Linked DNA regions of Mus musculus: region 1 is linked to region 2. Evidence: chromatin loops called from intact Hi-C (ENCODE). Cell type or tissue: heart. All regions are shown on one strand. Links, peaks and the distances in the headings refer to the core of each region. The heading gives the core; the rest is flanking DNA. Region 1 overlaps Plcb1 (phospholipase C, beta 1). Region 2 overlaps Plcb1 (phospholipase C, beta 1).

The links. Peaks named below come from ENCODE experiments on the same cell type or tissue, not always from the same donor. Only the 100,000 strongest peaks of a DNase experiment are listed, where the experiment ranks them.
Region 1: a loop joins it to region 2, with 1.8 times the contacts of the local background. A loop is called at or near these places in 2 of 42 quality-filtered maps.

The regions. Positions count from the first base shown.
Region 1 is chr2:135,011,882-135,017,268 of GRCm38, forward strand. All of the region lies in intron 3 of Plcb1 (phospholipase C, beta 1), which reads left to right. Among named protein-coding and RNA genes, the nearest start is that of Gm39941, 97 kb to the left of the region's middle. In heart, for the core only: no CTCF peak of the experiment used is centred there; no DNase peak of the experiment used is centred there.
Region 2 is chr2:135,272,032-135,277,418 of GRCm38, forward strand. All of the region lies in intron 9 of Plcb1 (phospholipase C, beta 1), which reads left to right. Among named protein-coding and RNA genes, the nearest start is that of 4930545L23Rik, 59 kb to the left of the region's middle. In heart, for the core only: no CTCF peak of the experiment used is centred there; no DNase peak of the experiment used is centred there; H3K27ac peaks cover 1,116 bases.

The DNA.
Region 1 (5,387 bases), core at 313-5,312, 260 kb before region 2:
TAATTTTACATACTTTGACAACTTGGTAAAATTCTTATCCATGTGTATTTTCTTAAGAATTAATCAATATTGCATGTAATTATATGTTATGAGAAGTCAAATTTGTGATTGGATCTAATTCAGTTAAAAGCATAGTGAACATCTTCCATAAAAAGATCTTGCAGTTAGTGTCATATAATATTAAAGAATAAATAAGAGGAAGTGCTGCTGTTAGTGGTCCTTACACATGAAACAAAAGAGCAGGAGGAAATATAAGAAACAATGTAATATGATGTAAGTATAGTGAATTCCAGCAATGAAACATAGAAGTGATTTAGAAGATGTTAAAATTTGTTTTATAAGATAATAAGTTTGCCCAGTGAGCTGTGCATTGGATTGGCTAAATTAGAAGATGGTCATGGCCGGGAGTGGTGGTGCACGCCTTTAATCCTAGCGCTCTCGGGAGGTAGAGACAGGCAGATTTCTGAATTTGAGGCCAGCCTGGTCTACAAAGTGAGTTCCAGGACAGCCAGGGCTATACAGAGAAACCCTGTCTCGAAAAACCAAAAACCAAAAAAAAAAAAAAAAAAAAAAAAAAAAAAAAAGAAGATGGTCATGGCATCACCATGTGGCATTTCAATGTAGTGATTGTTGTCCAGAAACCAACCTGTATATGAACATAAGTGATGTCTGGTGAGACACACAGGTGATCGAGAATCAAAGAGAAGATTAATTTTATTCAACACCTAGAATGGCTTTGCCTGTCAACATCCAGTACCCTCGGATGTTAACCCAGCCAGGAAGGGGGTTTAGTGGAATCTATTCATGTCTTATGTAAAATTTGAATGCCCGGCCTACTAGACACCAAGACCGTTCTTGCTTTTTCATTGAGAAGGATGACTTATGCATAATTTCCTTTGTGCCATAAACATTGCCTATGTTAGTTAAAGTAGCTTTTCAAAAGTCTTTTTAGGGCTCATGTGTAGCTGTTTACATATCTAAAATATTTTTCTTATTTACCAGTAAAATATGTGACAGAGATTTTGTTTTCTTTCTTTGTAGGCAGGTTATATTATCAAGAATATTGACAGCTAACTCGCACTGAAAGCAATGGGTGGTATTGTGAATTTTTGGAATGAATCCCTGTGGTGTGAGTTTTTTTATTTTAGAGTTTGGACCACATATTTGCATATCTATATCAAAAGTCAGAGATGCTCAGTTTTCTATTATGTGCAATCACTAATACATCCATTCTGACATTTTCCCCAATGTTTCCTTCCATATCTAGTTGCTGACATGAAAATATGAGATTAAAAAGCAGTAAGGTAAAGGCTGAAAGAAATAGTTTCCAAGGTTATTTTACTTTTCTCTCATTTACCTTGAAAAACACAAACAAACATGCTCCTCGAGTAGCTAATACAGTGGGGGAGATAGCAGTTTTCTAGTGCAGCATAGAATTAAAGGGTGCATTATATCAAAAGGGTCTGTGGTCTAGTACAGTGCTGTATGGTTTGAAGTTTCTATGAAAATATTAAAATCCTTTAAACATTCCATTTTCAGAAATATTATGGACAGAGTTATCTAAATTATATCTTCATCCTTTACAACCTAGATTGAGTACAGATTGTATATTTTTGAAACATGATTCAGGCACTTAAAATGACATTTATTAGTAATTATGACTGCTTTGAGTTACAAATAATATACCAAAACCTGTTTCTTGAAGATTTTTGTGGTTCAATTACATATTTTTGGAAAGCTGTATATTTTCCTCAAATTCTGATCCCTGGCAGCTCTGTATTTATTCTCTGAAATGTGGAAATATTCTCTTAGTAGACAAGGAATGTTCAAATCATGAGTTGTCAGTGTTTAGTGCTCATGCTAGAGGGTAGAACTTAGAGTTCTTCACAAGCTGCAACAGCTATCCTGAGACTTGGGGACGTGAAGTCACAAATATTTGCAGTACTGATGAGCTATGAGTACTTCTACATCAGGCCCAGCTCCTGTGTGTCTACTGAGCTGTGAGTTGAAGAAGTTGCTCCTCTGATTTTGGGCTGGGATCTCTTGGGATCTGTTTTGGGGTCAGCTAGCTCAAGGCAGGTCAAGAATTGCCTCTACTGCTCTGTAAGTGATCCACATTCCTTTATAATTGACCCAGCCCAATCATGTTCTTGCGGGGAAAGAAGATAAAACACTAAGGTCTCTTAAGGTGCCTCCATCCAAAAAGGTACTCCATCAATTATGCAGCATTCTCAATGCCAAGGCACGTTTCTAGTTTGCCTTAGATTGGAGGGGCAAAATAGATTACCCGGTAGTACAAAGACTCACCAAATCACAGTGATGAAATGACTGGATAATATGAAAAGTGGGAGTTGAGGCTATTTTTGCAGTTAATCTTTTTCTTCCAGAAGATGGCTTCCACAAAGTTAGAGCCACCTAGAACCTGGGCCTCCAGTAGCCAGAAACATTTGCATTTGTATCTTTGCTATTAATAGTGTCAGTTCACAAAGCCAGATGTCCAAAACTGTTATAGAATTTAGAATCATATAAATTAAACTCACCATTACTATTTTTCGATATTATAATTTTCAACTATTTATTTATTTATATATCTATTTATTCATTTATTTGTGTGTGTTCATATACTACAAAAATCATGTGGAAATCACAAGGCAACTTGTAGAAGTCTGTTCTTTCTTTTCACCATGTGGGTCACAGAGATCAACTTAGAAAATAATCACTGCCTGCTGCGGCTGCTCCTGCTGCAGCAGATTGTTGTTGTTGTTGTTGTTGTTGTTGTTGTTGTTGTTGTTGTCGTCTATGATCTCAGTATTATTTTTAACTATTTTACCTAATTGTTGGAATGCTCCATAATGGTGGGCCATTCATATCTCCACCTCAGAAAGCAATCCCTTAAAGTGTGCCTGGTCATGCTGAGTACTTGGAACTGAAAGCCATTGGAAGGCCACAGAAAGCTAATTCTCTTTCTGACCTCTTATCCTTTCTCCTGCTACGTTGTCTAAGAATCTTAGAATTGTTCTTCCTCAAGGGAAACACTAATCCCTCACTGAAAAGCACAGTATGGAGATGCCCAGGTAGATATGATAAAGGCTAAAGGTGATAGCTTCCTGCATGGGACTCTGAGACCTATAAGGGGCATTGGGTTCAAATTGAGGAAACACATGGACTATAGGTAGAAGACAGTGAATCAGCACTGGCTCATTAGTTGTGAAAATTGTGTCCTGTGGATATAAGACACTTATAGCAAAGCTCGGTGTGCTATGGAGCCTTTGTGAATGAACAGGTTTATGAAAACCTGAAATGGATGCTCTAAGCCAGTGGTTGTCAATCTTCTTTATGCCACTATTCTTTAATACAGTTTCTCATGTTGTGGTGACCCCAAATATAACACTATTTCATTGCTACTTCATAACTGTGATTTTGCTACTGTTATGAATAATATCTGTGTAAATATCTGTGTTTTCTGATGGTCTTAGGCAACCCCTGTGAAAGGGTCTTTAACCCCCAAGGAGGTTATGACTCACAGATTGAGAACCACAGCTCTGAGCCATTGAAAATTATGAATTACAATACCTTGCATCTTTGGACCAGGTTTCTTACGTTTAAAATCAGATGCTTGGTTTTATTATACTGCTTGGTTGAAAGTGATGATCCTGCATGTGAATCTGGAGGTGAGTGAACGCGGCACTTTCTTGGAATGGTGATTCTTAGCTTTGTGTAATGTTACACCCCTAGGCTTATTAGCATTTTTTCTAAGTAGCTGAAATCACACTGTTAAAAAGTCAACTGTTAAAAGAGTCTATTTTCAGCCGTGCCACTACCCAGCTGTGACATGTGAGACAAATTACCTCACATTCGTCATTCTGTCTGCTGATGCCACACACATCGCTGCCTGTTCAAGACACTGAAGAGTTGTGGATATCTAGCTATCTAGCAATATGGTATTTTTGTTTTTCTACTGTTGATAGTCATGTAGTTTCATTACTAATTTTCATGATTCGTGTTCTAGTTTGATTAAAGACTCCAAATATAAGCTATATTATTTTGATTTACTATCAAAAAATCTAGTTATGAGTATTTTTCTACAGTGTTGGGTACTGAAAAGATTCTGAATGTTTTTTAGAGTCAAGTAGCATTTTAGTGATACATACATTGATGGAGAGAGATCACTGGCACACCCAGTTGCTATAAGGTCCCAGTAAATCAGCAGAAGCCATAAGAATACATGGGTATGATGGTTGACCTGTGAAGCAAGGCATATCAGGACTCTTGCAGGACTAGGAAGTAGTTTCCTGTGATAGCATTCAGCTGTCTACATGTAAAGATTCTTGCCACAATTATGGACCGCACAGAATTGAATAGACTGCTGGGAGTTTGCCATGTTTCAGGCTTTGTATGGCATATGTCACAATGTAGATAGACATACATATAGAGATCACAGCCCCCTGTGAATATTAAACTTAAGAACCCAATTCCATATCTTGTAGGACAGGCAGATATGAATTCGACCATATGGATCTTCAAGGCTATTAAGGAAGACATTGGCAATAAGGAATATATACATGAATAGTCATTTAAGAGAGTGATAGAGCTATGAGAAAGATAATGCTGAGGAATAGGAGAGAGGGTGATGGAAGATGTTTTTGACCTAGTGCATTCCTATTTATGTCAAAGGCAAAAGATGGATCTATTCACTTGACATCTACAAATAATAGAATTAATAAGCCAATAATTTGACATAAATTCTTATTACTTTTCTGTGTCTGACTATTTTCATTTGTTTAGATAGATTTCAACTTTGTGGTATGACAAGTAGGCCCCAGAATTATAAAAATAAACTTCTGTTACTTTAAGCCACTGAGTGGGTGGCAGTCTCACAACAGCCACGAGAAGACCATGCTATATATGATTTTAGTATTCTTCCTCATGCTTCCTGCCAAGAACACATGTACAGGCATATAATTGCCAAGTCAATGAATTCTGTGTTGATTAGGGCCAAGTATTTTTGTAAAAGAATTCCCTTAATTTATACTTCAGTAAGAGTAGGAAATCGATCAGATCAGGTTTTATACATCCTTACCCAAAGTTTGCAATTTATACCTTTCTGGTGGATGTGCTATAGTGACATAGGGCAGCCTGTTTACTCCTTTTACTAGCATGTTTGTAATTAAAATATATACAGTGTATTTAACTTTATTGAATTTGGTGTGTATTCTGTGACCACTTATGTATCAATTTATGAACAGTCTACCTTTATTTAGTTACTGATTTTTAAGGTTAACTCTGCGTGCAGGTGTGTACATACATGCATGTGCATGTGTAAAGGAATGCAGGTGCTAAAGGTAACCAGAAGTATTTTATCTTTTGGAGCTAGAGTTACAGGTGGT
Region 2 (5,387 bases), core at 180-5,179:
CATGTGTGTGTATGTATGCATGTATGTATATATGTATGTATGTATTTGTTGAATAATTGAACTAATATAGCAGAACACAGTATTAGCAGGTGCTTCAAGCTCCACTCTTCATCATCACCAAGTCTTCCTCATGAATTACTGATAAACTGTACTATATAACTATATGTACTATATTTTATATGTACTACATGTTCTAAATGGCTTATTGCCATTAAATTGTAAAACTGAAGGTACGTGTAGTGGCTATTCCTGGTTGTCAACTTGACAATATTTGGAATGAACTACAATCCGGAATTGGAAGGCTCACCAGTGACCCTTATCTGGAGGCTTGGAGATCCTTATCTGGATCTTGGTTTGAAGATCTTGAGCCATAGTGGCTATGGATTCCAGAAGATTGAATCTCCGAGTTAAGGAACACACCTTTAATCTGGGCTATGCCTTTCATCTGGGATTAAAGGTGTGGTGGAACACACCTTTAATCTGGGCTACACCTTTTGCTGGAGACAATATAAGGACATTGGAAGAAGGGAGTCTAGCTCTTGCTCTTGTTCCTTTGCCTGCTTGCTGCGTGAGACTGAGTAACTGCTAGATCCTTGGACTTCCATTCACAGCTGCGACTGAATCATTGTTGGGAATTGGGCTGCCAACTGTAAGTCATCAATAAATTCCTTTACTATCTAGAGACTGTCCGTAAGTTCTGTGACTCTAGAGAACCCTGACTAATACAGTACGTAATTCCCCTTAGTGTTTGGATCAGTACCTAGGGAGTTAATGCTTTAAGAGTTGAAATAAACTCAAAATTACGATGTGCAAAATTTTTGTTTTAAGCAAGCATTACAAGTTCAGGTACACCAAGAATTTTCCATAAAGTAGAAACAAGGTAACATGCCTGTATCAGGAGGAATAACTAAATTGTGTTTGCAATATTGTTTTATTTTAAATCCCTACGCAGTCCAACTATAGTGGAACATTATTAATCCCAGGAAGAAGGCAGTATGACCAGATTCTGACCATCACACATGATATCATGCTCCTTCAATGGAAAGCAACAGAAATGTAAATTGAACTGAAACACAGAAATGGGTGTGCTTATCCAACAAGCCAAGAGTCAGGGTTTGCAGTGGCTGTGAGCATGTGAATCCAGGAGCTCCGAAGATGTGATTGAGAATTGTCCTTCCTCCAAAACTGCATGATTTCACTGAGGAAAACAATCTAAAAAGTGACGAATGGAAGCAGAGAGTGCAGTCATAGATCAGTGAACTGGTGAAGAGCAAACGGAAGGCACGCTGATCAGAGGGTGACAAGATCCACTTAGGAAGATTAAACATTAGTGATGTGCTGGCAGACATCATAAGGGTGGGCTAGGGTTATAACACCAGTTGGTAAAGAGCTAGCCCAGCATGCATAAAGCCCTGGGTTTCATCCCAGCACCATATAAACCAGGGAGAGTGGTACACTCTTATAATTCCAGCACTTGGGAAGTGGAAACAAAGGACAGAGAATTGAGGGTCACGTATGGATACATAGAGGGTCTAAGTTCATCAGTGCTACTTGAAACACTATCCCAAAAATTTGTTTTCATTGTTATTATTATTGTTGTTGTTATTATTATTATTATTATTATTACTACTACTACTACTACTACTACTACTACTATTACTATCGCCGTGTGCATACTTGAAAAATCAAATGTCTTGTTGGAGTTTAGGAAAATGTTTGACATCATGGCAGACTTAAGCAAGTAAACTCCACCAAGGAATGAAGCCCTCCTTGCTCCATCCTTGGGTTGTTCTCCTGTGAAATTAGATGACACCTGCAGTTTAGTGACATGGGTGTTCCTCTCATTTCCCTTGCCACACACTTTCCAAGCCTAGTCAGCAACATCCGCCATAACACTGCAGAAATTCCTCTCAATGCATTCATAGCCATCCTGAAATCCCTGGGAACTGTAGCTCAACCCTGAAGTACATGCCCTACCTTCTCCCAGCATCTCCCTTGTTACTAATCCTGATGCTTGCACCAGGGGTTCTTGTCACTGAGGGACTTAGCCATTTAGCATTTAACTCTCAGATCACAGAAGGAACAAGTAAGAAAGAAACTCTACTGTGACTGAGGCTCCTTCTATTCTCCCTCTTGCCCTGAGCTGCTCTAGAGTCCCATGTGGGCTCTCCCAACAGCAGTTCTTAGAAAAGAGATACAGTGCTGACGTTGTGTGTCAACATTGCATCTATAGCCTTGGTTCTCAAATTTGCCCTTGCCAGAGTACTGCTTTCTCTGGGTTTCTTTTAACAAAGTATTACAAGAAAACCGTGTGTAGAGGGAATAAAACTGCCAAAAGCACTATTAGGATTACAAGAAAAGAAGCTAGTGTGTCCTAGAAGTGTGTGGTGACAGCCCTCCCTTCCCCTGTGTCTTCTGCAGGCTGCTGCCTGCTCCTGCAGGTGCTGTGGCTCAAACCCCAGGAGATACAAGATGTTCAGTTGTAAAACTGCTCATCTGCAGGAAATATTGACCGGTTTAAAGATCTGCCTCACAATTAAGGTGTGTGCATAGATTACCCACACAGCACCTGCGGGAAAGACAGAACTAAAACGAAGGAACAAAGCCAACTTCTCCCAAGACAAAGTCAAATGAAAACTATATGCCTTAGCTAATTCTTTCATGTCTTAATTTACTGCGACCGAGGAAGCCGCTGAAAGCTGCCCTAGCATTGTATTGATTAGAATCCTACTTAAATTCCACCTATTGACTTTCTAGCCCCTGTGGAAGGTTAGGGAGGAATGGCACTGTCCTTCCTCTGTGCATTGAAAACTGCTCTTCACTCTGAGACTCTTATCTTCACAGACCTCTCTGAAGTATTTGAAATGGGCTAAGAATGGGGGGGGGGGAACAAAAGCAAATAAATGAACTAAGACCCCCCCCCTTTTGCTGGGACAGCCATGGTATGCCTACTGTTGCCTGGTACACCGGGTAACTTCCAGCACCTTCTTTCTCTTGTTGCTTTTCCTTCATTCCCAGAAGGCCTGGACTAATAGGGGAAGCAGAGGCCTAGCCCAGGAAGCCTGTGTTTTCCTTCTCTGGCCTTTCCTTTGATGACCTCAGTGTTTGCTCAGCAGCTAGACACTAGCCAGAAACTCACAGCCTTGTCTTGTCACAACGAAAATTCTTTCTGTTCAGAAAATAGCCATACAGGAAATGTAAAAATAGTAAAAGGCAAAGGCGAATGGCAGCCTCAAGGAAGGAAAGGGACCCTGGTAGGCCAAGACACCTACGGTACGCTGTGTCTTCTGGGTTCTTCCCTCATCACAAAAACTTTCCTAAGATGACCTGCCATTTCATGTGTAAAGTCTTCAGACTATACAAATAGCTCTTTTCCCTTCCACGAAACTTACTATCAGGATATGGTGATGACAGTCGCCGCTGTTACACCTCCCACCTTTCCGCTGTAGAGAGATGGGACTCTGTTTCAGTTGCAGAGAGAAGGCTCTATTTTCACTGTTCAGAAAGAGAAACAGCTAGGCAAGCTGACCTATGCTGAGCCACAGGCAGTTTGTCCCCAGCCCTGCAATCCCCAGAGTATCATTCACACCAAAAAGGAGGAACACACACAGAATGTATGGAACAGACAAGTCGTGATATGGTGGCTTGAATATGCTTGTCCCATGGAGTGGCACTATTAGGAGGTGTGGCCTTGTTGGAAGAAGTATGTTGCTGTTAGGGTGGGCAATGAAACCCTAGCGGCCTTCAGATGAAGATGTAGAACTCTTAGGTCCTCCTGCTCCATGCCTGCCTAGACACTGCCATGCTCCCACCTTGATAATAATTGACTAAACCTCTGAACCTGTAAGCCAGCTCCAATTAAATGTTGTCCTTTATAAGAGTTGCCTTGGTCATGGTGTCTGTTCACAGCAGTAAAGCCCTAACTAAGACACATGATCACAAGGAAACAAGACTGGATAGTCCATGTTAACACCCAACTGAGGAACTAGATGGCTATCAAATGGAAGCCAGAGATAACTGAGGATTTCTTTAAGAGACTTCAGCAATTCTGGGAGCTAGGTCTTAATTCCAAACCCTTGCAATCTTTAGAACTCCAGTTTTAAATATATATAAAATCTCCAGACTTAGGAACAAGACTTAATTTTGGACAAGAGATAAAAATCAACTGCGTTACCCAATACTGCAGCTAACATGTAGAAAATGAACCATTTCTGTATACTGTATGCTGTATACTCATGTTCCTATATGTTCTTTTCTACATTTCCTTAGGAACTAACTCTGAAAAACATAAATTGGAGTCCAAAAACATTTGAGATGTAATCCTTGGAAGCAGTAGAAAGGCCACAGGACTGAGAAGGAGGAAAAGGCATTCAGAGAAGCTCTGTTCTCACTGTGCATAAGCAGAGCTCAGTAGTGGGGCAAACATTGTATTAGTATGTTGGGCATCCATCATCCACTGTGTTTGAGGATGCTATAGGAAAGTCCTAACTTCCAGGAACTCCCAAGTAAGGCATCAAGTAGGGAGATGCAAATGGAAGTTGAATCATATTTCCTCCTAGACAGTGATGCCACCTACTACAGTCTCCCTACCAGAAAACCAAATGTTTATCTTGATTGCAGTAATTTAAAAGAATTTTCCACCTGGTGGCACAAGTCTGTGATGCTGGCTACTTAGGAGGTTAACATAGGAAATCTCAACTCCGTGACCTGCCTGGGAAGCTTTTGAGGCATAGTCTCAAATTGAGAAAGTGATCTGGGTGGTGTAGCTCAGAGGTAAAGCACTTAACTAGCATGTCTGCATCCTAAGTCTGACCCTAAGTACAGAAGAAAACAACAAGCAGACCAATCTCCACATACTCAAAGAAGAGGCCCTCCCTGGTCCAGGCTGTCCACACAACTGCTTTCTTTGCCAGATACCTGATGCCAGGTCACAAACATTTTGATTTTAAAACCACGGACTGTGCATCTAACTTAAGAACTGCTGGAATTGGTTATAATGGCAAAGACGTATAATCCCAGGATGATCTGAAAGCTTAGGAGGAGGAAAGTGTTGTTTCCTGCTTGTGCTTCCAGAAGTCTGCAGAGCAGGGTTCCCATGATGGATGGACAGTCTCATGACACTTGAAACGATAGGATGGTTCTGTGTTCCTTCTCAGAAAGTTTGGGAGAACACACAGCTGGGACTGCCTTTGTGCTTTGGAGTAGATGGGATTAAGGAGAGTGAAGGCTTTGCATCTGTAAAGTCAGGATCCATTTAACTTAGACATCATGGTCAAGGATCTAAAAGACTTTGCCTCCTTTGTGTTGTGGTCAGAACCACAGAGCAGTGCACTCATGAAATGCAGTAGAGCTCCCTCCCTGCCCTCTGAAAGCCTCAGTTCAAAGGG